Regions from separate parts of the Mus musculus genome. Here all the other regions are linked to region 2. Evidence: chromatin loops called from intact Hi-C (ENCODE). Cell type or tissue: heart. All regions are shown on one strand.

Region 1 (8,000 bases), 46 kb after region 2:
AGCGTTTGGAAGCTGATTATGGGATGGATCCCTGGATATGGCAGTCTCTACATGGTCCATCCTTTCATCTCAGCTCCAAACTTTGTCTCTGTAACTCCTTCCAAGGGTGTTTTGTTCCCACTTCTAAGAAGGCTGCCTCATCTTCTAAAGGGATTAAAGATATGCACCTCCAATCTAGTTTTTAAATTCTTCATTTACTTAACGACCCTCAAGATGTTACACCTCAATAGTAAAAACAAATTATGAGGGGCAGTTGCCGAGGCAACCCCAGAAACATTCTGTGACGTGTAACAATGTAACCACCTTTTCCTATTTGGGCTGGGATCGCAGTTTCGAGAGGCACAGCCTGGTTGCTGATCTTTTAGCGGAAGCACATGAGCAGGAGAGTCTATCTGCTGACCAACAGACACAAAACAGGGGAGCCGTACATTTTGAAAGGCAGGGTCATACTGTTACATTTGGTAAACTTCATACAGTTTAATTTTGGCGAGCCTCAAAATCCCGGTGCTGTGGCTGGACTGGTTTTACGGCAGGCGCTTCCTTTCAATGGTCCCAGAGCGATTTTCTGCACATCATCTGCACTGCACACCCATCATGGCTCTTTTTCTCTCCACTGGCCCCATTTGTTCTCCTGCATTAGGCAGGATTAATTATTGCCCTAATTTCCTAGGTAGGCAAATGGGGGACGAAGCAGCGAGACTCCGGCTTCACACAGTGCATTGAAGTGTGGCTTTACTTTCAGGCCACTGACCACAAACTAAGCCTACTTCCCGGCTGGAACATGGGACACAGGGCACTTGTTTTGACACCAGCTATTCCATTCACGGTGACACTGCCTCTAGATGAAAACTGGGCAAAATCTCTTGACACCTTCAAGACAAGGTGACTGACCAGAATGAAGAGTATACTGTAGGACAGAAATCACTTGGTGACATTTTCTACTGTGTAGGAGGCTCCCTGTCTCTTTTAATGGGCTGAGAATATGATCGCCAGCTTGGTACATGTTATCTGTTGAATGTGGAATATACTCCACAGGCTCTTGCATTTGAGCCTTAGCCTCCGGTGATTGTCCTTGTTTCAGAGGGACATAGGCCTAGCTGACAATGGACATAGGCTACCAGGAAGCCATGGACTTAGGGATTACAGCTTGGCCCAGCTTCTTCTTCTCCTCTCTGATTCTTGATATTCCGAGATGTGAAACAAGTCATGCCACAAGTTCCCGCCACCACAGGCCACGCATTTCTAGCTGCTGTGTCTTCCCTACCCTGGGACTGCAATTCACAATGACCCTCTTCTCCTTTAGGCCGCTTCTGTTAGGTTATTTTGTCATATTGATGACAAAAGTAATCAATACAGTCAACAAAGCTGAAACAGGCTGGTGGATGAGAGGGAAGAGGCCACGGAGAACTTCCTCATAGAGCAAGAACACCGGGGAAATGCGTTGAGAAGTGGAAGGGAAACAGAAAATGGTGAATTAAGGTCAGATCACTGTTTTTAACCCTCAAACCTACAGGGCTGTCATTTGGATGAATGTCCTCTAATGGTCTGTGTGTTTTGGGGGATTGATCCACAAGGTGATGGAGACTTTAGTACTTGAGGGATACTGGGAGACCCTGAGGTTATTGGGGATTTGGGAACTTAACAGGCTCATTAAGTATGTAGTTGATTCTGCCTTGTGCACTCACTGTGGTGATATGCTGTCCTTCCTGGAGCCACCCACAGTGGGAATGCAAGGCTCAGGATATAGCCTAGTGGCAGACTGTTTGTCTCCCATGTGCAAGGCCCTGGGTTTGAGTCCAAAGACCGCATAGAATGAGGAAGGAAAAAAGGGGGGACAGAAATAATGAAGGAAGGGGAAGAAAGGAAAGCTAAACAGAAAGAAGGCCAGCTAGTCAGTTACCAGATCTTGGCTTAGACAGAAATCTCTAGAACTGTGAGGAAAAGCAAACCTTTTCTCTTTATAAGTTGAATGCATCAGGTATTTTGTCATAGTAATGCGAAGCTGACTAACACAATTAGTCAACTCAGTTTCAAAAGACATTTTCTGGAATAATCCCACGAATTTTTTTTTCTTTTTAACCAACTAGACATAATGACAACTTCAGTTCATGAGGACAAAGAAATAGATGCATTAGGTCTTAATTGTCTGTTGGATAGGCTTCTTTAGAGGGTTCTGCCAAATGAACAGGGCTCTTAGACCAACATACACCCACTAAACGTAGGTGGCCTTCCTGCTAGCTTGTTTGGCTGGCCTGTAATGAAAGGTCAAGCTGGCCAGGGAGCAGCTGTAGGGGGGCTGGCAAGAGTCAGTGTGCCTGGAACCCATGGAGAAACTGTATCCAGCTTCTCTGCAGGCAGATTGCTCTGCTGCAGAGCCTGTGGCTTTTGGCACCTGGGTTCCATTTGTCCCCCCCTCCTTCTTTCGGAAGAGGATTTGACGCCACCAAGGAAGGACCTTATAATGTTATTTACTGCTATTTCCTACGCCCCAAATTTGGCTTTAGGCTGCCTATTTTCAGTATTTGGGAACCTCAAGACGGGAGCAAGGCATGAAACCTGCAGCGAATATGAAGCCTTCCCCAGGGCTTGGCATTTAGCTGCAGCTCCAGCAGGCATTTAGAATTAAAAAAAAAAAAAAAAAAAAAAAAGGTTCATGCAGGCTTTCCAAGTACAGGGCCTTAAAGGCAACATGGCTCCGAAATCCCCTTTGTGCTGTGGAGCTGTGGGAAGGGACAATGAGTGACACGCTGCCCGGTGTCCCCATGTAAATGCTACCTCGAGGATACAGTTTTTACCAGGCAGATGGCTCATTTCTGGTCTGTAGCCTCATTTTTCCAGTGTTCCTCATGTACTTGTGAAGTTCTGCCCCTGGAGTCAGGTCCTAATTGGTGTCAAACGCTCAGAGACAAAAGTGAGGTTTGCGCATCATTCATGCGAAGGCTGTAACTGCAGTGACGGGCGGGCCCTGGCTCCAGCCACGCCTGTGGCCAGCAGGACCTGCTGTTGCAGACCTGCTCAAAACTACTGAATGCCAGGCTAAATACCTCTCTGTCATCACTGCCCATCTCCCGACTCTAGCATGTCTTTATGCTGGGGTCCTCTTTAGGTTATCTGTATGTTGACCTTAGTCTGGCTCTAGCAAATCTGGGTAGGGTTGAGGGGGACCCCCATTCATCTCACTACAGATTTGGGGGCCACCCAGCAGACAGGTAATCCTAATAGCCAGGACTCTGCAGTCAGCGAACGGCCGTCTGATTGGATGCACATTCATCTTCAAATTATGTTGTGTGACAGCCTGGGCTGCTGAACACCATTTTAACATGCAGATTGACTCCTCTGAGGCTGTTCATTATGCATTTAGCGGCCTGTTTTCAGACTAACCAGCATGTCAGAGAGGCCCTATCCTTTTTCCACCTGGGTGGAAGAAATCGCTTGCTGACTGTGGGGGAGCATGGATATTAAAATGCATGTTTATTTTTCCGAGTATCCACATATAACAACGTCCCCACCCCACCCCCGCCGCCGCCAGTGCAGGAGGAGAGAAGAAAAGGGGCAGACAGCTTTGACTCTGAAGCAAAGAAAATGGCTATGCCAAACAAGCCAGTCTCTGTGGAAGACAGGAGCTGACAAGGCCAGGCCAGCCTGATGCCTCCCGGCTGCCCTGGCTGCCCGCAAGCCAGCCTGGGTGCGTCCACACAAGCGCTCTTCTGAGACATGCACAGACCCTCTCTTCTCTTGTACACACAGCCCCAAGTATTTTAAGCAGCACACTTCCAATTTCCTGTTTCTAAAATTGTCTCGCATCTCCAATGGCATTCCATGCAATCCTGGCAAGTCACAGGCTCAGGGGCTGAGCCAATTCCACTCCAAGGACAGTGAGAGTCCTGTGTCTGCTGAGGAACAACCAAGTAGGGCCCTGGGTCACTCACCCCTCATCTCTTCCTGGTGTGACTTAACCTCAGTCTGCTGGGACTTTGTCTCCATGACCTCTCTGTGACCTCTAGCTGCTATTGGGCAAACACCCAATAACATCTCTCTCTCTCTCTTTCTCTCCCTCTCCCTCTGTTGTGCCTATGACCCCTAGCTGCTACTATGTGAGCACTGCCATTTCCTCTGTGTGTGTGAGGGTGGGATATGAATATGTGTGTCTGTGCATGTATGTGTGTCTGTGTGTCTATGTCCTTCAGCTGCTATTGGGTGAATACTGCCATTTCCTCTGTTTGTGTGTGTGTTTGGGGGGCGAGCTATGGGTATGTCTTGTACCTGGTGTGTGTGTGTGTGTGAGATCTCCAGTTGCTACTGGGTGAGCATGTCCATTTCCTGTGTGTGTGTTGGGGGAAGGGGTATATGTGTTGTGTATGTGTGTGTATATATGGTGAATGTGATATATACATGTATGTGTGATGTGTATGCGTTCGGTGTGGTGTGTGTATGTGTGTGTTGTATGCTTGCTGTGGTATGGTGAGGATGCTGTGTGTGTGATATGTGCATGTCCTTTCTTGATGCACTTGCAGTAGTTTTAAGATTTCATTCCTGTCCCACATAGTGCCTAACGGTGGCATTTTTTTCCCCCATGTGTTTGAAAGACTCCTTACTTTCTAGGCAAGAGCTTCACTATTGCTGGGCATAGTGGCGAACGCCTTTAGTCCCAGCACTTGGGAGGCAGAGGCAGGTGGATTTCTGAGTTCTAGGTCAGCCTGGTCTACAGAGTGAGTTCCAGGACAGCCAGGGCTATACAAAGAAATCCTGTCTCGAAAAACAACAACAACAACCACCCTCCACTATTGACCTATATCTGTGACCTGTGACCTATATCTGCGGCCCTCGCCTCCTGAGAGGACCCCAGTTCCTTCAGTCTCTGTGGTGGGCTACGCTTGCTGTGCACACAGCACTCCCCTCTGTCATCGGATGTGGGAGGCTCTCCACCGCCTTCCTCTGCTGCCTTGAAAGAATGGTTCTTCAGGGGCTGAGGAGCTTGGCTTGAGAACGCAAGCTCAGAGGCCAGGGCTGAGAGCAGCCACCCTGCCACATGTCCCCAGAGGGCAGGCATGTGTGCTTAAGAGCTTCTGGGTCTTTTGGGGTGGTGTTAAATGCTGCTCTCAAAGATGTGGCTGGGGCTTTGCTATTTACATGAAAATATTACATAGTATGTCCAGAGGGCTCCAGGCACAAAATAAAGCAGAAGGCAGAGCTGCGTTCTGGATTCTGCCGGCATGGCCGTCAGTGGGCATGAAAGGGCTCTGTTGCTTACTCAGGGACTGTGGTACTCCTGAGGAGAGAACCTGAGCGTGGAAACTGTGCCCTTTTGTTTTCACATGGAGTGTGGCGATCCCCACTGGCAGGAACAGGTTGCATGCGGTTGCGAGGCTGTAGCTGGCTGGAGTCACACTGCGGAGTATTATCTGAAAAGGTCTCAACCAGGGAGAACAATATGGCTACCCGGTGCCAGAGGCAACGCTTAGCGATCTGCCCCTTCATTCACACATCTCAACAGCCCTTTATTTGTTTATTTCTGTAACTAGAAACACGGGAGTTCTTAATTTTAAAGTGCTACTGAAGGATTTGTCCTCGAAATACTGTTTAAGGGAAAAATCCTTGAAGGGGCACAAAAGAGACTAATGGTATTAATCAGGTTACCTCTGAACAAGACTGTTGGGTGGTGATAAGCTGCCATCCTGATCCAGTATGGCTGGTGTTCATATCAGAAGAGGGGAATTTGGAAGTAGAAGGACAAGGGACACTATGCTAGGACACAAGGCAAAGGCAGTCATCTCTACACCCAAGGAGCCTCAGAAGAAATGGAGCCTGTCAACATAGCGATCTCAGGTTTGCCATCTCCCCAACTCTGAGGAAATGAAATCCCTGCCTGCTGTTTGAGCCACCTTTACTTTAGTACTTGGTTAACTGCGCAGAAGCAGGGAAACAGAAAGGGTGTGGATGAGGGAGGGAGTCTCAGCACTTCAGGGATTTCCTGCATCACTTTCTCTAGGACCTCTTCGAGAAGGTGGCGCAGAAACTGCAAGCCAGATGCTAATTTCCCAGGGATCAGGGGGGAAATTGGGTTGTTTTGTTTTGGAAAAAAATCTCCACAGAAGTGGATTTGCTCTTTAGCTTCCTGTGCGTAAGCGAGAGCTGACATTTTGAACTGAGAAAATGCCATGAAGGACCTATCTGGCCCTTCAAATAAATATCTAGATTTTTCTTTTTTTTTTTTTTTTAAAGATTTATTTATTTATTATATGTAAGTACACTGTAGTTGTCTTCAGATACACCAGAAGAGGGCATCAGATCTCATTACGGGTGGTTGTGAGCCACCATGTGGTTGCTGGGATTTGAACTTCGGACCTTCGGAAGAGCAGTCGGGTGCTCTTACCCACTGAGCCATCTCACCAGCCCCTAGATTTTTCTTTGAACCAATCAATCGGTTCTCTGAGGTGGCAGCCATAACAGGCATATCTGTCGATAGCACAGAGCGGTCAGGGCTGGCTATGCTTGCAGCAGGCAGTGTGGCCGAGTGGGTCCTCGGATGTACAGCATAATAGTATAAGATTGTGTGTTTCAGGGGTGAGGTGAGGGCCAGGTGATCTCCCAGTTTCCAGTAGAAGACAGAGTTATGTATTGTTAAGACCCCTGCTCACTTCAACCTGGGACGTCCATGATAAGGCAGGACACAAACCGTGTCTGAGTGTCCATCTCTAACACCTAGGATATACTGAACCACGAGAGTACAGTTGGAAGCAAAAATGCGTAGGCGTATCCACCCATCCCCTGGGGCGGAAGCAGAGGATTGCTGTGAGTTTAAAACTAATCTGGGCTACAGAGCAAACATCAACCCAGCCTGAACTACAGTGTAATAAATACCCTGTCTCAAAAAACCACCAAAGAAAAACCTCCAAAAGTCCCCCTGAGAACTAACAAAACCCCAAAAGAAACACATACCCTCGTCCTTGGGTCTGACCACCGAGCCTGTTGGTTATGGTCTCTGACCAGCAGGAAGCAGCCTTGGGCTACACCACCATCCAAAGCTTTGCAGGACCCAGCATCCCACAGAGAACACCTTTATCCATCACCTGATCACTCTAGCCTGAGAGGAGGCGAATGTTTATGCAATCCCGTGTCCCTAGCAGATACATATTCCTAGCCCAAGCAGGGACATCTCCAGCAGAGACATCCTGGGAAAGAGTCCATCTGGGTCTTACTGAAGCATTCAGTATGTGCCATCTTTTCCCACCGCAGGACAGTGGAACCAAGCAGGAAATAGCCTTCCAAATCTTGCTCCTGTCCTCTGGATGACACTTCCGTTTCCTTCCTCCAAGTCAGTAAACTTCTACAAGCCCCGAGCCTAACTTCTTTTCTAAATGATTTTCAAGTCCCTTTCCTGGGATTTAATATCTCTCTGGATAACCTAGACTGGACACAAAATAGCACTAATGTTTTATCCGTTACCTTAAGTTTTCGATATTAGTTTTTCTTTTAAGCCCCCGGTATCCTATTGGCTTTTTAAATTGCTGCTGCATATTAGACAGGTGTCCCCCAAGTTATCGACCACGACTCTTAACTTACTTTATTATGAGTTCAGTGCTGATCAGAGATTGAGAAGTTTACATGATTTCTCCCAAAGTGCACTGTTTTACGCTTAACCAAATTAGATTTCATCTGCCTTCCTGCTCCTCAATCCTCCTGGTTTGCTTAGCTTTGCCTTAAGTGTCTCATCGTAATCCTCAATTTTTTTATTAACTGTGCCTATTCCTGCTCAACTCTCCACTTGAGTGCTTTGGCCTGAAACTCTCCTCACCCCGTGGGACTTTGGACTTTCAGAGGGCTATAATGAAACCGGTGGAAACTGGTGATATGTAAAAGATCCCCCAAATTTGTGAGGAGACTCCCGAGGACAAGCCCTGGAGTCACGTTTGGAAGCTTTCTCCATGTTTTTGGATGTCATGAGGCAACCTTGGGGAGGAATCGAAGTTGGCTGCTGAGCCGCCCTGGCCTCTGGCTTC
Region 2 (8,000 bases):
GGTGCGGGCAGCTGTTTATGTCGCAGGGCTCTTTTAACCTCGAATCTAAGAGGGCTTAATGAGAAATAGTCTGTCAAACTCTAGGATTCCAAGTCCCTGCTCGTGTTTCTGTGGAGGACACACACTGGGTTGTGCAATTAGAGAAAGCCAGAGTGAGCTTTCGTCATGCGACATGTAATGCCTTGGAGCCAAATGATGCAGTATTTTTAGTTTTAATTACTGGTTTGTTCTCCACTCCCAGCCCAGCGACCTCCCCTTGCTTTCCACCCAGAATCTTAATACATTCTCCTCTCCTTGAATCCAATTTGCCACGCAGATCTTCCAGGCTCTCCAAACACTCTCACTTTTCAGTAAAATAAGGGAAGGGAGCGAGCGAGCGAGAGAGAGAGAGAGAGAGAGAGAGAGAGATCAAAACCAAAGAACCTGTCTTGCACATTCACCTTCCGCTCCAGGGACGAGAGCTTAACAATTTTCCAACGGCTAGAGCAAGGTAGGCGGGTGTAAACAACACTCTAGCCTCCCCCAAAGAGGCAGTTTCCGACTTCAAAAATCAGAGGCGATAAAAATATCTTCCGAGAACAGCCAGCTGTTTATTTATAAACCCACTTGTGGGGAAACTGGCTTTCTCTGAAGGGATTTTTTTTTTTACCCCCAGGAACATGCAGCATGTGGGTGATAGGGGCCAGAGATGCGGCGGGTATGAAAGATCATTGGTTCCTGGGAGGGACAGGATACGACATCCTATGTACTTGGATCCAGCAGACCCTGAGCTTCATCCTTTTCTAGGTGGCCCCGAAGGGACCCTCTTGAGCAGCTGTCGTTCTGCCGGTAGCCCAGCAGAGGGTGGTGTGAGCCCGGGACCGCACTCCAGGCCTCGCGCTGAGTTCCCCCCACCCTCCGTCCCCCCACCAACGCAGATGGCTTAATCAGGGCTGGGTCCCCCGCCCCGCCCGGGCCGCCGCTGCGGACGTGGAGCCAGGCAGTCAAGTGTTCCTGCGTACAGCAGGTAGCCTGGCAACTGCGAGCATAATACGGAGCAGATGGTGTTCGCACGGCGTGATGGACATCACACACGACAGCCTGAGACAATCCAGGAATTCCCTGGTGGCTCGAGGCCCTCTTTGCACAAAATGAGTTCTCTCACCATGGCGGTGCATCTTAAGGGGTGGAGGTCTCTCCCTTCCCCACTCTCTGACACCAAACTGGTTTCTTATTACCGACTTTTCTCCAGCCAGAGGGAAGAGGGACTTGGCAGGGTGGGGTGAGGGGTGCGGGTGGGGGGGGCAGGAAGAGGATATGGAAGAAAACCGAAGGATGGGGAGCAGGAGGAGATGAAGGGGGGCAGTGGCAGCCAGATCCAGGGGGGCACCTCGCTGTTGGAGGGAGCCAGAGAGGCACAAAGCCTGTGCAGGGAGAAGGGACCTCCGCTCACTCTACAACCGCGTGGCCTACCAGTCGCCCAAATGAAATTTAGGGTTTTCGTTAAAAAGTCCCCTGAGGCGTAATTTAGCCTCTTCAACTCCAGCCTATCTGCTTACAAGTCCTCAGGGGGCTCGGGCAAAGCGCGCAGGAGTGGGGCCGGGAGCTCCAGGCTAACCAGAGAGCGCCTCACTGCTTGGAGATCCTAACAAAGACCAGGAGCTCAGGAGCAGGGTGGGTGCCCTGGGGCCCCTGAGAAACTCAGTCTGACGCTCTGGGGGTGGGCATATTGCCCAGTGCCACTACTGCGCGTGTTCCTGAAGCCTGGAGACCACAGAGGAAAGGGCATGTATATAGATAGGGCTGTTGTGGGTAAGAAAGAGTTGGAGTAAATCAATAAGCAAACAGAAAGGCTACCTAGAAAACAAATCTCTCTCTCTCTCTCTCTCTCTCTCTCTCTCTCTCTCTCTCTCACACACACACACACACACACACACACACACACAAAACTGGGTCAAGTAATAGGGAAAAAAAATCCAAGCAGTCTCAGGCCAAATGAATTTTTGACTAAATTGTAAGTATCAAAAGACTTCATATACAGTAGAAGGCTAGAGGCTGTCTACAAAGGCAAGTTTTACATTTGAGCAGCAGGCAGGGTGAATCCATCACCAAAGGACCCCTGCTGTGACTCCCAGAGGCACGGGGCAGGCCATCTTGTCTCCATCCAGAGTCCCTTGAAAATCCTGTTTAAAAAGTGGTCAGTGACAATGGACACTTTGGAAGATGAAAAAGGCTAAGAAGATGTGAAAACTGCCTCCTCATTCCATAAGAGCAATCTGTGTACAGCCATGGCCATGAGTCCATCCAGCGGCTTCGAGCCTGGTCCAGGCTCACCTTACATTAGCATTCTCTGGGAGCATGGCAGAAATTCAGATTCCCCAACTCCACCAGGCCTACGGAATCAGACCAAGTTCTCCAGGTGATGGGAGATCCTGTAGGAGTTTGAGAATTACTGGAGCGAGTAATCCTGGCTGATTGCAGCCTGGCCCTGATTTGATTGCAAACTTGCATTTTCAAAATCAAGCCTGGTGCAGGCTTGCTCTGGCTCGAGTGTGAAATCTGCGGCATTGAGAATCAAACTCCCCCCTCCCTGCTCAGGGCTGTTAGGCTGGCTCAGTGATATTTGTCACGAAGACTAAGAATTCTCAAGAGAACTTGGGGCTATAACTCTTTCTAGAAGGATGGTATTCCACTTGCAACTGATCTCTAGAAGCTGAAAGGTAGCCAAGACCAAGGGATGAGGCTTGGGGGAGGGGAGTGGGAGTTGGGGGTTCCTTGCTAAGGGAGAGCATCAAGTATGCCCCGAATTTCCCTAGGGTAGCATGATAGAACGCTATGGATTGACAAATATCCCCTCTGGCTGGAAAGGGTTCTTTAAATAAAGAGGAGACCACAGGGCCACACTAGAAGATAACAGACTCATATGAGGAACTAGGCATAGGCAAAAACTCTGCTAGGTGCCTTTACCTATGTAATCAAACTCATTTCGTTGATTAGAAAGCGCAAGTCTCTGAGAGGCTAGGGAACTTGTCTGATTGTCCCACAGCTGGCGCAGCATCTTTGGGATTTGAACTTTTTCTATCAAAACAGACATCTGGTCTCAATTGAGCAGACCGCCCAGGAACACGCCGGAATAAAGAGCAAGTGATAGGAAGCGGGGAAAGAAGGAACACAGAATAAAAGGGTAGAAACTGTTAGAATCGAAAAGAAATCAAAGAATGAAACTAAATGTGAACAACAACAAAAACCAACTTTTTCTGAGACTCGAAATCAAGGTGTCTCTGTGCTATCAACTTTGACTTTTTTTTTTTTAAAGGGCAGGAGACTAGGCCATCCAACTGTAAGAGGAAGATGAAAGAAAGTAAATTAAAATCTGAGTTCCCTCTGAAGTCTGCCAAGTGTCAGGGCAGAAGCATGGCCTGTGGATGGTGGCAATCCTGTACAAACGTCCTTTTTCAACACATTTTGTTGTTGTTCACTGTGCGGTTGGGAAGCAGCTTACAACAAACTCCCACCAGAGCCCCAACAGTCTCCCAAACCCATCCACTTTGTAGATGATTTGAGAAGGCTGCACTGAAAAGCTTGTTTTCAGTGGGGTACATTGGCACAGCCTTAGGAGGCAGAGAGAGTTTTGGGCTAGCCTGGACTACAAAGCGAGACCCTCCTATTGTTTGTGTGATTATATCCCCCAAACAGTTGGGTTTTAAGGCTGTCACTAACAATTTAGGAAGTGTTTCACTCAAACAGTAGTAACTAAAGGCCAGTTCTATTACCAAGACAGGCTCTTCTCCTTATGGGACTCAGGATCCCGACTAGGAACTCAGCGACTCTATGGGACCATGATTGACACCCTCTGATGGCATAAAAGCATCTTCAGGTTATTACTGTTATTGCTGGAGTGATCTCTCTCTCTCCCTCTCTCTCTCCCTCTCTCTCTCCCTCTCTCTCTCTCTCAGAGAGACAGACACACACTCAGAGAGACACACATATACAGAGAAACAGACAGAAGACAGAAAGAGAGGGAGACAAAGGTTGATGTGGCCTGTCTCACTCTTTTGTTCTCTACATTATTCTTTGAGCTAGGTTTCTCACTGAGCCTGGAACTCATGGGTTTGGTAGACAGACTGAGCAGCAAGGGCCTCCTGTCTCTGCCCTGAGGATGGAACTTGGGTTCTCAGGCTTGCTTTGCAAGCATTTTATCCATTGAGCCATCTCCCCAGATCCTGATTGTGTAGTACATCTCCAGGGTAGAACAAGTGTTGTCCTTCTAGCTTGGCTCTATGGAAAAGAGACCAGGACTTTAAACTTGTTTTTGGGTCCCCTTAGATTTTCGATGAGCAGATAGATGATGTCTACTTAGACACCGAAGATAGCAAAAAGTTGCAGCCACAAGTTTTTCATCCACATATTGAAAATGTCTGAAACAAATTGCATCCAGACTTTTCTCTTGTCATTTTTCTCTAAACAATACAATACTAACGACTATTTAGATAGCATTTTTAAGGTATTACAAGTGGTTTAGAGATGATTCAAAGTAGATGGGAGGTTTGTGTAGGTCCTATGTATATCCCATGATAGCTCAGATAAAAGACATGAGCATCTTTGCTGTGTTGGGATGCTTGTTCTATACTCACGCCCCAGATTCTGAGGGATGGCTGTACTGAAAACATGCATGCTGGGCTAGAGAGTTAGCTTGTTCCTGACAGTGAGTACCACTTTTGCAGAGGATACACATTCAGTTCCTACACCCACACCAGGCTGCTTACAACCACTAGCAACTCCAGAGACATGATCTGGCGCCCTCTTCTGGTCACCACAGGCACCTGCACGCACATGACAGACTCGTGCATATATATGTGATTAAAAACAAAATCTTTAAAATAGGCACGCTGTTGGCTTTCTTGCTTTTAGCTACTCAATCACATAAGTTTTAAAAGCAACGTAGGAAAGTCGGAAAAAGAAAGAAGCAACACTTGTTTATAGCACTCCAAGATAACCATCATTCATTTTATAATTGCATTCACACACACCTCTCCTTTCCTTAGCACGCACAAACATATTTTCATGCTCTCGATCATGGTATATGTCTGACAGTACATCCTACCAAGTCTAACTCTGTAAGATGGGGACACGGAAAGTTCTACCTTTCCAAATGCTTAAATACAAGTTACAATTTACTGGCAGTTTTTTCTCTTAGTGGCTCATTCCTGGCAGCGTGCTTTGATCCTTGAGGACAGAGGTTTGTGTGCTTTACCCCTAGCATCCAGCATAGTTAGAAGCACAGTTGCAACAAGCTGCATGTTTGTGGAATTCAGCTGACTCCGCATGATGAATTCTAGCCTGAGTCAATCTGGAGTGTGGGGGAAGATGTCTGTACCAACAGACTGCTTCTCTGAGGGTCTGGTGGGGCCCCCTGTAATATTAAGGAAAGAGTTAAAGTAGGCGGGACTCTGTGAAGCTGTGAGAGAGCAACCAAGGGAAAGGTCAGGCTTCCAAGGACTTTCTTGGGCATAAAAATACAACAAAAAATACCAGTTTTTCTCATCGGTGCTTGGACCAAAGTCACAATCCCACCCTGCATTAGAAACACAACTTTGAGGGCTGTGCATTCCCTCTGCCTCTGATGTAAATTACAGACTTCCTCCCATCCTTTTGTTGCATTTAATTCCACCACCAAAGCAACGCTAAATTGGTTAAAAGTTCATTAGTGCGCAACAATAGTGGCTCGATTAAATAAATTATGGCACATCCATACCATGAATGTGAGGCAGTCAATGAAAATCATGCCTCCTTGGATGGGGTCTAATCACATGGAGGGAGCTCACTGTGTGCAGCTGACAGAGAAAAACCTAACATCTCTGCAACACGAGTCACAGGAAATATCATATAGCCATACACACACACACACACACACACACACACACCTATCTGACAGTATATAATATATAACATTAGAGACAGGGCTCACTGCGTAGGCCTGGCTGGCCTAGAACTCAATATGTAAACCAGCCTGGCTCTGAGCTGACAGAGATCTTCTTGCCTCTGCCTCCCGAGGGCAGGGATTAAAGATGAGCTTCACCATTCTCAGCTCCATCTTTTGTACTTTAATATTTTTATATTATAAATGCATGGCACTTTTAATTTTTAAGTTAAATTAATTAATTTGTTTACTGCCTGTATGTGTGTGGGGGTAGGGTGGGGAGGGGTATTTGTGAGGTAAAACATGCAAATGATGCCCAGAAAGTAATTTTCAGGAGTGAGTTCTCTCCTAGGACCACTCGGGTCCTGGGGACTAAATTCAAGTTGTTAGGGTTGGCAGCATTGTCTTACTGAGCACGAATGTTCTAGACTTTTACAGAGACGTTACTTTTTCATTGTTTGTGTTTTTGTTTTGGGACAAGATCCCATGTAGTCCAGGATGGCCTCAAACCTGCTGTGTAGCCTAGGCTGATCCTCCGGACTCCACCTCCCAAGTCCTGAGATCACAGACATGTGTCACCATGACCACTGAAGTCCTTTGAGTACTTTCACTGCCTCAGTGGAAACCCCTTGAGTACACACAGGAAAGGCTCCGAGTACAGCAAACACCTTCCCAATCCCATCTCGCCTTTGGTGGAACTGGGCTGCTCTCTGTGGCCTTTCTCTACCCTAGGCTGGAAACCACAGAGGTGGCTACGGCTGCATGGTGGTGCAGGCTTAGGATCCTAGAGCCCTCGGGGCTGAGGGTCTCTAAGAGCTCCAGATTGCATCAGTTTCCTATCCTGTTGCTACGACATAATAATACCTGACAGAATACCTTCTTAAGGAAGAAGGAAGGAAGGAAGGAAGGAAGGAAGGAAGGAAGGAAGAAGGAAGAAGGAAGGAAGGAAGAAGGAAGAAGGAAGGAAGGAAGGAAGGAAGAAGGAAGGAAGGAAGAAGGAAGAAGGAAGGAAGGAAGAAGGAAGAAGGAAGGAAGGAAGGAAGAAGGAAGGAAGGAAGGAAAGAAGGAAGGAAGGAAGAAGGAAGAAGGAAGAAGGAAGGAAGGAAGAAGGAAGAAGGAAGGAAGGAAGGAAGGAAGGAAGAAGGAAGGAAGGAAGAAGGAAGAAGGAAGGAAGGAAGAAGGAAGGAAGGAAGAAGGAAGAAGGAAGGAAGGAAGGAAGGAAGGAAGGAAGGAAGGAAGGAAGGAAGGAGTCCTAGTTACCCTTCTACTACCATCAGAAGACAATCTGATCAAGGCAACTTATAAGAGAAACATTCAACTGGGGCTTTGTACAGTTTAAGATGGCTACTCCATACTCGGCTTGGCAGGAAGAGACAGATGGAGCTGTCCACCCTGATCCACAGGCAGAAGGCAAAGCACGGGCACTTGGGGGAGGGCGAGGAGGAAGGAGGGATTGGACTTTTGAAACCTCAAGGCCCACTCCTAGTCACACACTCCTCCTATAAAGCCACACCCCCTAATTCTTCCCAAAGGGTTCCACTCTCTGATGACTATTCAAATATCTGAGCCCACAGGGGCCCATTTCATTCAAACCACCAGGGAAAGGTTTAGTCTGCTCGTAGTCTGAGGGGAGAGTCCTTCATCGTGGGGGACTCACTGCGGCTGGAGCGGGAGGCAGCTGGTCCCGCCACATCCCTAGTAGGCAGGCAGAGAGGGAAATGCTGAGGCTCACCTTGGCCCCCCCCCCCTTTTTCTTTGCAAAGGCAGGGATCCCAGTCCAAATTCAGGGTGGGTTTTCCCACCTCAACTAACCCAATCTAAAAACAAACAAACAAACAAACAAAACTGGCCTCAGCTTCTCAGATGTTCTTGGGAAGTTTGTCTCCTTAGTAATTCTAAAGTCTGTCAAATTGATAGCATTAGCTATCCCACAGGCCAGTTGCACACAGCTTTTCTGTGGGCTGTAAGACCTGCTGAGAACAATGTAGCAAAGGGGGGGGGGGGACAGCAAAGCTTTTGCCTTCATCCAGGAGGCTGCCCTCCGGCATCAGAATACACAGACTGGAAATGGCTTGTCAGCTACTGTTAATGTCTCCACCCA
Region 3 (8,000 bases), 340 kb after region 2:
AAGAAACTCAAATGCATTGTGCTAAGTGAATAATCCAGATAACTGGTGTGTGTTTATATTCGCAAGACAAATGATGGGGGCGGGGGGAGGGCACATTGGGATTCCTAGAGATTTGAGGGATGGAACTGTATGCTGCAGTGGGGTTATCTGAATAGTCCTACTAAGTGCTGGGAAAAATTATCTGAATAGTCCTACTAAGTGCTGGGAAAAACCAACTATTTAGTTCTCAAAATAAGCCTACACCAGGAAATACTGTTATCCTGTTTGGCAGCTGAGGCAATCCAACGACTAGCAGGTGGCAGTGACAGAATTTAAACCTAGACAGCCTAGTCCTTTACTACAAAGCTAAGCCACTGTACTGAAACATTTTAAAAGTCCTGTGCATGCGTGTGAACAGGTGTACACGTGCGTGTATGTTTGTGTTGTACATGTATCAAAGGAGAACCTCCAATACTATCCCTCAGACACCATCTGTCTGTTTTTTGAAGACTGGGTCTTCATTTTTCTGGAACTCAAAGAAAAGATCTGCTTCCCCAGCTCAGGGACCCCCAGCCTTTGCCACCATTTACGTCTTCCACAAGGGTTCTACGGATCAAACTGGGGATTGCATGTACATCCAGCAAGCTCTTTTCTGACTGAGCCATCCCCACAGCCTTGGACACGCCTTTCTTTAAATAATGTATTCATCTTCTTGGAGAGGCCATGGTGACTGCTACATAAGCCATGAAATCTCACTTAGCCTTCCTTCAGAGGATAGACTGAAACCCTTCTAACAGTGACAAGCCAGCTTCCCTACCATGACCTGGTGACATCCTGGAGAAGTCTACACTAGGTACCCTCCAAGAAGACTGTCTGCCTGCCAGGCACAGCTCCTAACCAGACTACTCTCTCTACTCCAGACAGGCTGGCTGGGAACTAAAGAGTTGTCTAAATGCCTTCCAGCATCTGACAGTTTAAGATGTGAACTTCCATTAGTTAGATACCAGATTCTCCTCCAGTTAACGCTGGTGTTTTCCTGGTGTTTTCTACCTCTGGTAGTGGAAGCATGGCCTGAAGCAAACCAGTTCCTATTCTGGAAATGGCCGGCTCTCTCCTAAAGTAAGACAAACTAATTCATAGCTATAACCCAGAGGGAATACTTAGTAAAAGGGGAGCGAGACCATGCTGTGCTGTGTGGGCTGAAGGAAACACACAACAAAAACAGCAAGCCTACCAGACAGAGGTTTTTAAAAAAGTGTTGGGCCCTGCAGAGTTCTAATGCAGTAGACAGCAAGTACCTAGAGGGAAAGGGCTCTCAGTGCCTCGTGTAGTCTGCTTATCTCAAGTCTAAACCAATCATCTTGATGGTTGGTTATGGCCAGGATAGGGTTTAGTGGCCTTTCTGAGAAGAGCAGGAAGGCCTAGCCCAGCTCATTCTAGACTGGATTCCTCTCCCTACAAGGACCCCGCCTTTCTCTGCAGTAAGGGTTTCTACTGAGTAAGCAAGAGAGAATTCATAGTTTTATTGATTTCTCTCACTCTGACTGGAAAGGGCTACAAGCCGCAGGGAGGTGTCGCCTCTGCTGCTTATTGCTATATCTGACCGGGAAACTCAGTTTTGGAATAGAAACTTAATAGAAAAGAAGAAAAAGGAAAAAAAAAAATCAGAGGGTTAATTGCCTGCCTGGTGGGAAAGATGGCAGGTCTGGCTGAGTCGAGGTCCTTTGTGGTCACCAAACCCTTATGACTGACAGTTATCACAGTCACCTCCTACTGCAAAGCAACTTTTACAGCTTTTATATCTCCAAATGAAACCAAAGATCTGATCTGCCTACCAGAGTCAAGGACACAAATCTCTCAAACTCTCCTGGGGGCAAGAGGGGAATGGAGCCTGGAGCTGGGAGGAGAGACTAGGCAAACTTGCCTTTCTCCACCCACTCACTCTCATCCCTAAAGTAGAATAAAATAAGCTGGGAGGCCGGGTAAGGCCTGTTAACCCAGAAGCCTGCCTCCAATTAATGTGATATTGCTCCTTTAAAACCCTGTACGAGAACGGCCCGGCTGCTGCTGATCCCAAGGCTGCGGCACGGTAATTGTCACTTAGCCACTTAACTCCCCGCAGCCCGGCTCACACGCTCCTTGAGGTTTATCTCTCAGCCAATTACTGCTGTCATTTGCGTTTCAATGTGTGGAATCAGAGGCCAGGCCCAGGAATACAGCACAAGAGAAACCCCCTTGGGGGACAGGAGCCTACTAAGACCTAGTGGCTGATGGGGTGAGACACAAACAACCCACCAGGGTGGGAGTGGCCGAGGGGCTTCCTCGAAGGGGAGGCCCACTCCGGCTGGGCTGTGGTCCTTTTCGGGCCTCTTCACTGGGGCAACCGAGAAGACGAAACATCTCGCTTAAAACATCGCGTCGGTTCCAAATAATGATGGCGATAATTAAAAAGCAACAGAAATTTAGCTGTGGAGCGATTGTGGACAGGAGGCAAGGTAATGTACAGAAGCCGGTCACAATGAACGATTACTAAGTCAGGACAAGCAAGAGAGACAGAAGCCAAAGCAGAGAACCCTCATTTTAGGCCACACTGCTCTTTCAAGCAACGAGGGGGGGGGGGTGGAGTCAGGTAGTGGCGGGATGGGGGTTGGGGGAGGGGCACTTAACCCTTTGCTAGTTCCGCCCTAAAATCCCTGGGAACTTGGGAGCCTCCTCAGCTAGCCCTGAGTGGGCACACCAGAGCTTGCTTTTGTGGTCTCTTGGATTTTAGGTCGGTAGCAAGTCTCTGCCTTTTAAAAGAAGACATGTAGGCTTGGCACAGTGCCACCTCGATCCCCTCACTAGGCTGACTGAGGCTGGAGGATCCTGAGTTACAGGCCAGTCTGGGATACATAAGAAGGAGGTCTCAAAGCGTGCCCTGTCCTCCCCCCAAAACATTCCTTAAAGGCACAGCCAGGTATGAGATGAACCAGAAAAGAAAACAACAACAACAACCACCATTTATGAATCCTCCTGTGGAGAGTCAGGTTTGGCAAAGATGCCCTCCCTTGAAGGGTGAATGGAAGTGGATCTCAGCCTCTTAGGGTTTGGTTTTCTCTGCCTCCCACACAAAGGCAACATTTCCTGCACTGTATTATAGTTTTTATTCCTAAAGTTTTAAGCCATTCCTGTCTACCCAGGCAACTTTATAGCTGAAGTGAATTAACTTAGCTGGGGGTGGGGGGGGGGTCTTCATTTGGAAGTGGATCTACCTGAGGAATACACACATACACACACACACACACACACACACACACCCTGACCACACAAGGTAGAGAAAGAAAAGAAGCAGAGAAGAAAGCTGTGGGAAGGCAGCTCCCGCAGGACACCGTAGGACTACTGTGACGACGGACCAGCCGGAGGGGTAGGGAGCCAACTTCAGTCTGTGAGCCAGGAGGCTATAAGAAGCACGCTCCCTCTGACATTCCATCCTCCACAACTCCAGCAACCACAGGAGGAGGGCCTAAGCCGGAAGAGACCTGTTCTAGCTGGATCTATCTCCGCCTGTCTCTAGGTTGAAAATAAAACTCTGAACTTCTCTGCCAATGAGCTCTGCCAGGCCCGATGACGTCCCGGCACGTCAGTTCTATTTGCAGGCAAGGTCCCTGTGCACCAGGTGAGGAGGAGTCTGGGCAGAGGACTCTGGGATGGTGGGCCTGACTTCCCACTGTGCACAGCCGAGATCTGAAAAGAGCTGCCGGGGTGCTAGTAATTGCACACGTCAGCGAGAGCTGTGCAAAGGAGAGTGGGCTCAGAGAGAGCTAATTGCTATCCTCGGGCTATGTGCTCCTTGTTGAATACCAGAGCGGGAAATCTGATCTGTGCAAAGCAAAGGAAAATCACCAGTAAAATAAAACAAGGAGGCAGCCTGCCCACGCTGGCCACAGACTCCCATTTGTCCTTCCCTCATCTACCGTCATCCTTATTATTAAGAAAATCTATAAATCTGGAACTCTTAGATTTCTTTCTCTTTTCTGTCACTGGGGACAACTGAGCACAGAGACTGGCTCCTCAGATAATGGTGGCCCCAAATGAAGCTCCTAAGGATCCCGAGAGTCTAACTTTCTCCTCCTTTTCATGTCTGTTTGCAAGGATTTATAATCATCGTCATCACCATCATTATCGTCTAAGCAGAACCACCATTTGAACCTCTCCTTCCTTGCTTTCTCCCACTTCCTCGGTCAGTGTCTTAGCTCATTAATTCCTGGCTCTCTGGATCCTGAAGTGTGCGATAAGCTGCTCTTTTTCTTTTGTCTCAAGGCCAAAAAGACTTTCTGGAGAGGCAAGCTCCACAAGTCCGGCCCTCCCGGCCGTGAGTGACAGCTTAGAGGAGCTTTGGCAGCCTGCCACCGATAGCCAAGAACACAGAGCCGTCCAATCAGCAGCATGAATCCCTTCCTACTGCGACACGGGGGCAGCCTTTCTTCAGCTTGGCTGCTGACACCCAAGGATCTCAGAGTTGCCTCCGCCTGTGATCCTGCCTCTTCCTCAAAGGACCTCACAGTGTACGGACCTTGGGTTCATCCTTCTGCGGTGGTTCCGTCAGATTCAGTTTAATCATGGGAAGAGCTTTAGCTCCTCCCACTTCACACTCCACGCATTTCCTGCTCCCCCTGTCTTGACAGAGCAAAAATCAATGACTCTGCCACTGTGGGTTATCCAGGGTGATAGCAAGAGCCTGTCTTGGATCTCAGTGCCTCCCCACAGACCTGCACACCCCAAACTGGAAACCATGAGTTCTTTCTAAAGAGACCTTTCTAAAGAGACTGATGGTCCACCAATCCTTCAGGCTGGGCTCCTATTCCCTCCTCATCTCCCATCTCTAAAAGCAAAAGCTTTTTGCATTTTATTTCACTCACATTTCTCAAATCCAGCTCCCAGCACCCTGAGATGAGGGCACAGCCCCTTAGCTCAGCCCCGAGCCCTCCTCTGTGTCTCTTGCCCAACACCAGGAGAGAGCTAACACTAATGCCCCACTTGTTCCAAGGCCTTCCGCGTGGCATCTGAAAGCTGTTCCCTTCCAGTATCGCCAAGCTTAGTCCTGCCTGCATCAATCTCCTGCTGCACTAGGGATCTCCCATGCCCTGCTCAGTCTCCGTTATTCCTCGTACCACTTCACCCAGCTAAACCCACGGCTTTGCTCAAGAGCTCCCCAACTGCATGCTGGGCTCGGTGATGCTCTTCCTGGCTCCTGGAACTCTAAGACACATCTCTGTCATTGCACGGAGCTCCTCCGGATTGTGTCCACTCTCACAGTCTAGCCTCAGAACCTAGTGACACACCGTGGACACCTGTTACACACAGGAGACTCTCAGCATTTGGGATATTGGATTTGGACTTTCAGATTACTGGGTAATGCCATCTGTTTCTTACCACGGGGCAATCAGTCAATATCTGAGTCTCAATTAGACCCATTTGGGAGTTATCTATTTAAAGAGAGCAGACGTCCAGACACCAAAGACGATACCTATGTAACATATTTTGTCTGGCAACTTCTGTGCTTTGGGGTACTTAACATGATGAAGACAATGACGGTGACAATGACGTCAACCATGACAGGAAGCAGGAGATGATTAGGCATCCGTTTATTCTCTGAGGCTGTGGAACTGCTTAAAACAGCACCGAATGAGTCACACAGCAAGACAGCTCACTTATCTTAAAATCTGAACTAACCAGAATCCAGCTTGGATCCTCCTCAATCAGCCATGCTTCTGAGAAGACAATGTACGTTCCAGAAAGTGTGTATGCGTGCACGCGCGCGCATGCGCACGCCACACAGGAGCTTCTTCAATTGAGACTTCGTGGAGTTGTATAGTCAGTCTGCCTTCAGAATACTTTTTCTTGTTTTACGTTTTGAAGGAGAGAGGAATTGGTTCAGTGGATAAAGAACTTGTGGGGCAAGCTTGAGAACTAAAGATTAGATCCCCAGCACCTGGGTAAATGTTGGGGGTGGGGGAGGCATGGTGGCCCACCTATAATCCCAGCATGCAGGATTACCTGGAACAAGATGACTAGCTAGACTGGTCAAATCGATGAGCTCTAGGTTCAACTGAGAGACCCTGCCACAGTATATAAAGTAGTCAATGTCAAACCTGTGTTCTCATTCCCCAAGAACAAAAATAGCAGAAGGGCAGAGTAGAAATGTGCTCCAAGGGACCAGCATGAACTTGGGAGAAGTATTAATCATGGGTAAAAAGAGGACAGAGGCAAACGTTAAAGGAATACAGAGGCAGCACACAGAGAGGCATTTCACATTTAGAACAACAGAGCTCTCGAATCTCACACCCGAGTGACGACGGCAGCACATGCCATGACAGGTAGACTTTCCCCACAGTGATGGCTGAGATAACAGGAGAGAGGCAGAGCATCCCCACTACTGTCTGCTTGAAAGGGATGTCTTGAGTAGCTTGAGAACCATTCATATCAAGGAAGCTTTATGAGAAAGTCACCAAAGCATCCCGTGTCTATCGAGTTGGTAGAAACCAGAGACACCTGAGAAATGAACCACCACTTAGCTTGATCCAAGGTAGAAATGGCGCATCTGCAAGCTACAGGCCTTGCCCACCAGGAGTGTGCAGCCTAAAGCCACTCGATGCTCATGGGAATACATCTGGGTATGCATTTTATTTTACTGCATGGAGAAAGAAGAAGCTACCAAAGGGAACATGGTCTCCTCTTCATCCAGGAAAGCCACAAGTGGCCTAAGATGATGGTTAAGCTGCTGAGAGAGCAGGAGATGAAAGCATTTCCAGGCAGCTCCAGGTGGAAATAATTTCCTGTTGGTAAACAGAGTCTCATGTAGCCCAGGCTAACCTGAAACTTGCTTTATAGCCAAAGATAACCTTAAACTTCTGCCTGTACCTCACAAGCCCTGGAAACTGCAGGCAAGCCTGTTTTTATGAAGTGCTGAGGACTGGTCCTTGCAAATGCTTGGTCTGCACTTTATCAACTGTGCTACACCCCAGCCCTTCTTTGTTCTGGACAGCCCAGTCCCTGTCACTCTCCATCTCTCTCTCCCTGAACCTTCCATCCCTTTATCTCAGGTCTCTCAGTTGTACAGAAGCAGCTTCAATGAGGGTGAGGGTGAAAGCCAGCTTTCTTCACTCCATGACAGTCACATAGCTGTCATTTCCCCTGGGCAACCAAGAAAAACACAAGGAAGGGGACCGCAGGGGACATCACTTAATTGTTCAGCGAAGATGGGGGGACTGGAATGAAAGGAAGGAGAAGGGTGTTGAGTACATGAAGGGGAAAACTCCCAAGAATGATATTTCAAGAAAGAATACAATACAGGAAAAGAGTGAAGGGCTAGCAGAAGAGAGAAAGAAAAAGGTTAATCCTTTAACTGATATGGAAGGTGAAGATAGGAAAGTGATGGGACAAAACCAGACATTCCATGGCTGCGTACTGGCATTCACTGTTCCTCCTGCAGACAAGATGGAAGTAAACACATCTCACAAGATGGGGAATGCACAAGACTACAATCTTTTCAATGTTGTATCTCCAACTGGCTGCTGCTGACTGCTATGGCTTTTTGTCACCAGGTCTGTGTTAAGAGATTGATCTGGTAAATAACTTATTTAAAGTAACAAAATTCCAAATCTTCCACACTCCCCCCGCCCCAACAACAAAGTAAAAATAAATATAAGTAAATTCTATATGTACTAACTTTGTGGTAGTTTGAATGGAAATGGCCTTCATGAAGTCAGAGGGAACTGCACTGTTTGAAAGGATTGGGAGGTGTGGCCTTAAGGTGGGTGTGGTCTTGTTGGAGGAAGTGTGTCACTGGGGATTGGGCTTTGGGGTTTCAGAGGCTCAAGCCATGCCTAGTGGCACTCTCTCTTCCCTGATGCTCATCCCCATATAGAACTCTTAGCTACCTCTCTAGCCCATGCCTGCATGTTGCCATGCTTCCTACCATGGTGATAAATGGACTAAACCTCTGAACTGTAAGTCAGGCCCAATTAAATGTTTTTTTGTAA

The links. Peaks named below come from ENCODE experiments on the same cell type or tissue, not always from the same donor. Only the 100,000 strongest peaks of a DNase experiment are listed, where the experiment ranks them.
Region 1: a loop joins it to region 2, with 2.3 times the contacts of the local background. A loop is called at or near these places in 5 of 42 quality-filtered maps.
Region 3: a loop joins it to region 2, with 2.6 times the contacts of the local background. A loop is called at or near these places in 2 of 42 quality-filtered maps.

Annotation. Positions count from the first base shown.
Region 1 is chr3:51,746,299-51,754,298 of GRCm38, forward strand. All of the region lies in intron 2 of Maml3 (mastermind like transcriptional coactivator 3), which reads right to left. Among named protein-coding and RNA genes, the nearest start is that of Gm46803, 43 kb to the left of the region's middle. In heart, no CTCF peak of the experiment used is centred here; a DNase peak (open chromatin) is centred at 3,833; H3K4me3 peaks cover 1,041 bases; H3K27ac peaks cover 5,122 bases.
Region 2 is chr3:51,700,640-51,708,639 of GRCm38, forward strand. The region is part of intron 2 of Maml3 (mastermind like transcriptional coactivator 3); the gene reads right to left. Gm46803 (a long non-coding RNA gene) reads left to right here and starts at 7,078. Exons shown (of 2, transcript XR_001783831.1): 1 at 7,078-8,000. In heart, a CTCF peak has its summit at 4,796 (motif pointing left); a DNase peak (open chromatin) is centred at 942; H3K4me3 peaks cover 1,971 bases; H3K27ac peaks cover 4,698 bases.
Region 3 is chr3:52,042,695-52,050,694 of GRCm38, forward strand. The region is part of intron 1 of Maml3 (mastermind like transcriptional coactivator 3); the gene reads right to left. Among named protein-coding and RNA genes, the nearest start is that of Maml3, 58 kb to the right of the region's middle. In heart, no CTCF peak of the experiment used is centred here; DNase peaks (open chromatin) are centred at 3,567, 4,377, 5,077, 5,647 and 1 weaker place; H3K4me3 peaks cover 3,157 bases; H3K27ac peaks cover 4,321 bases.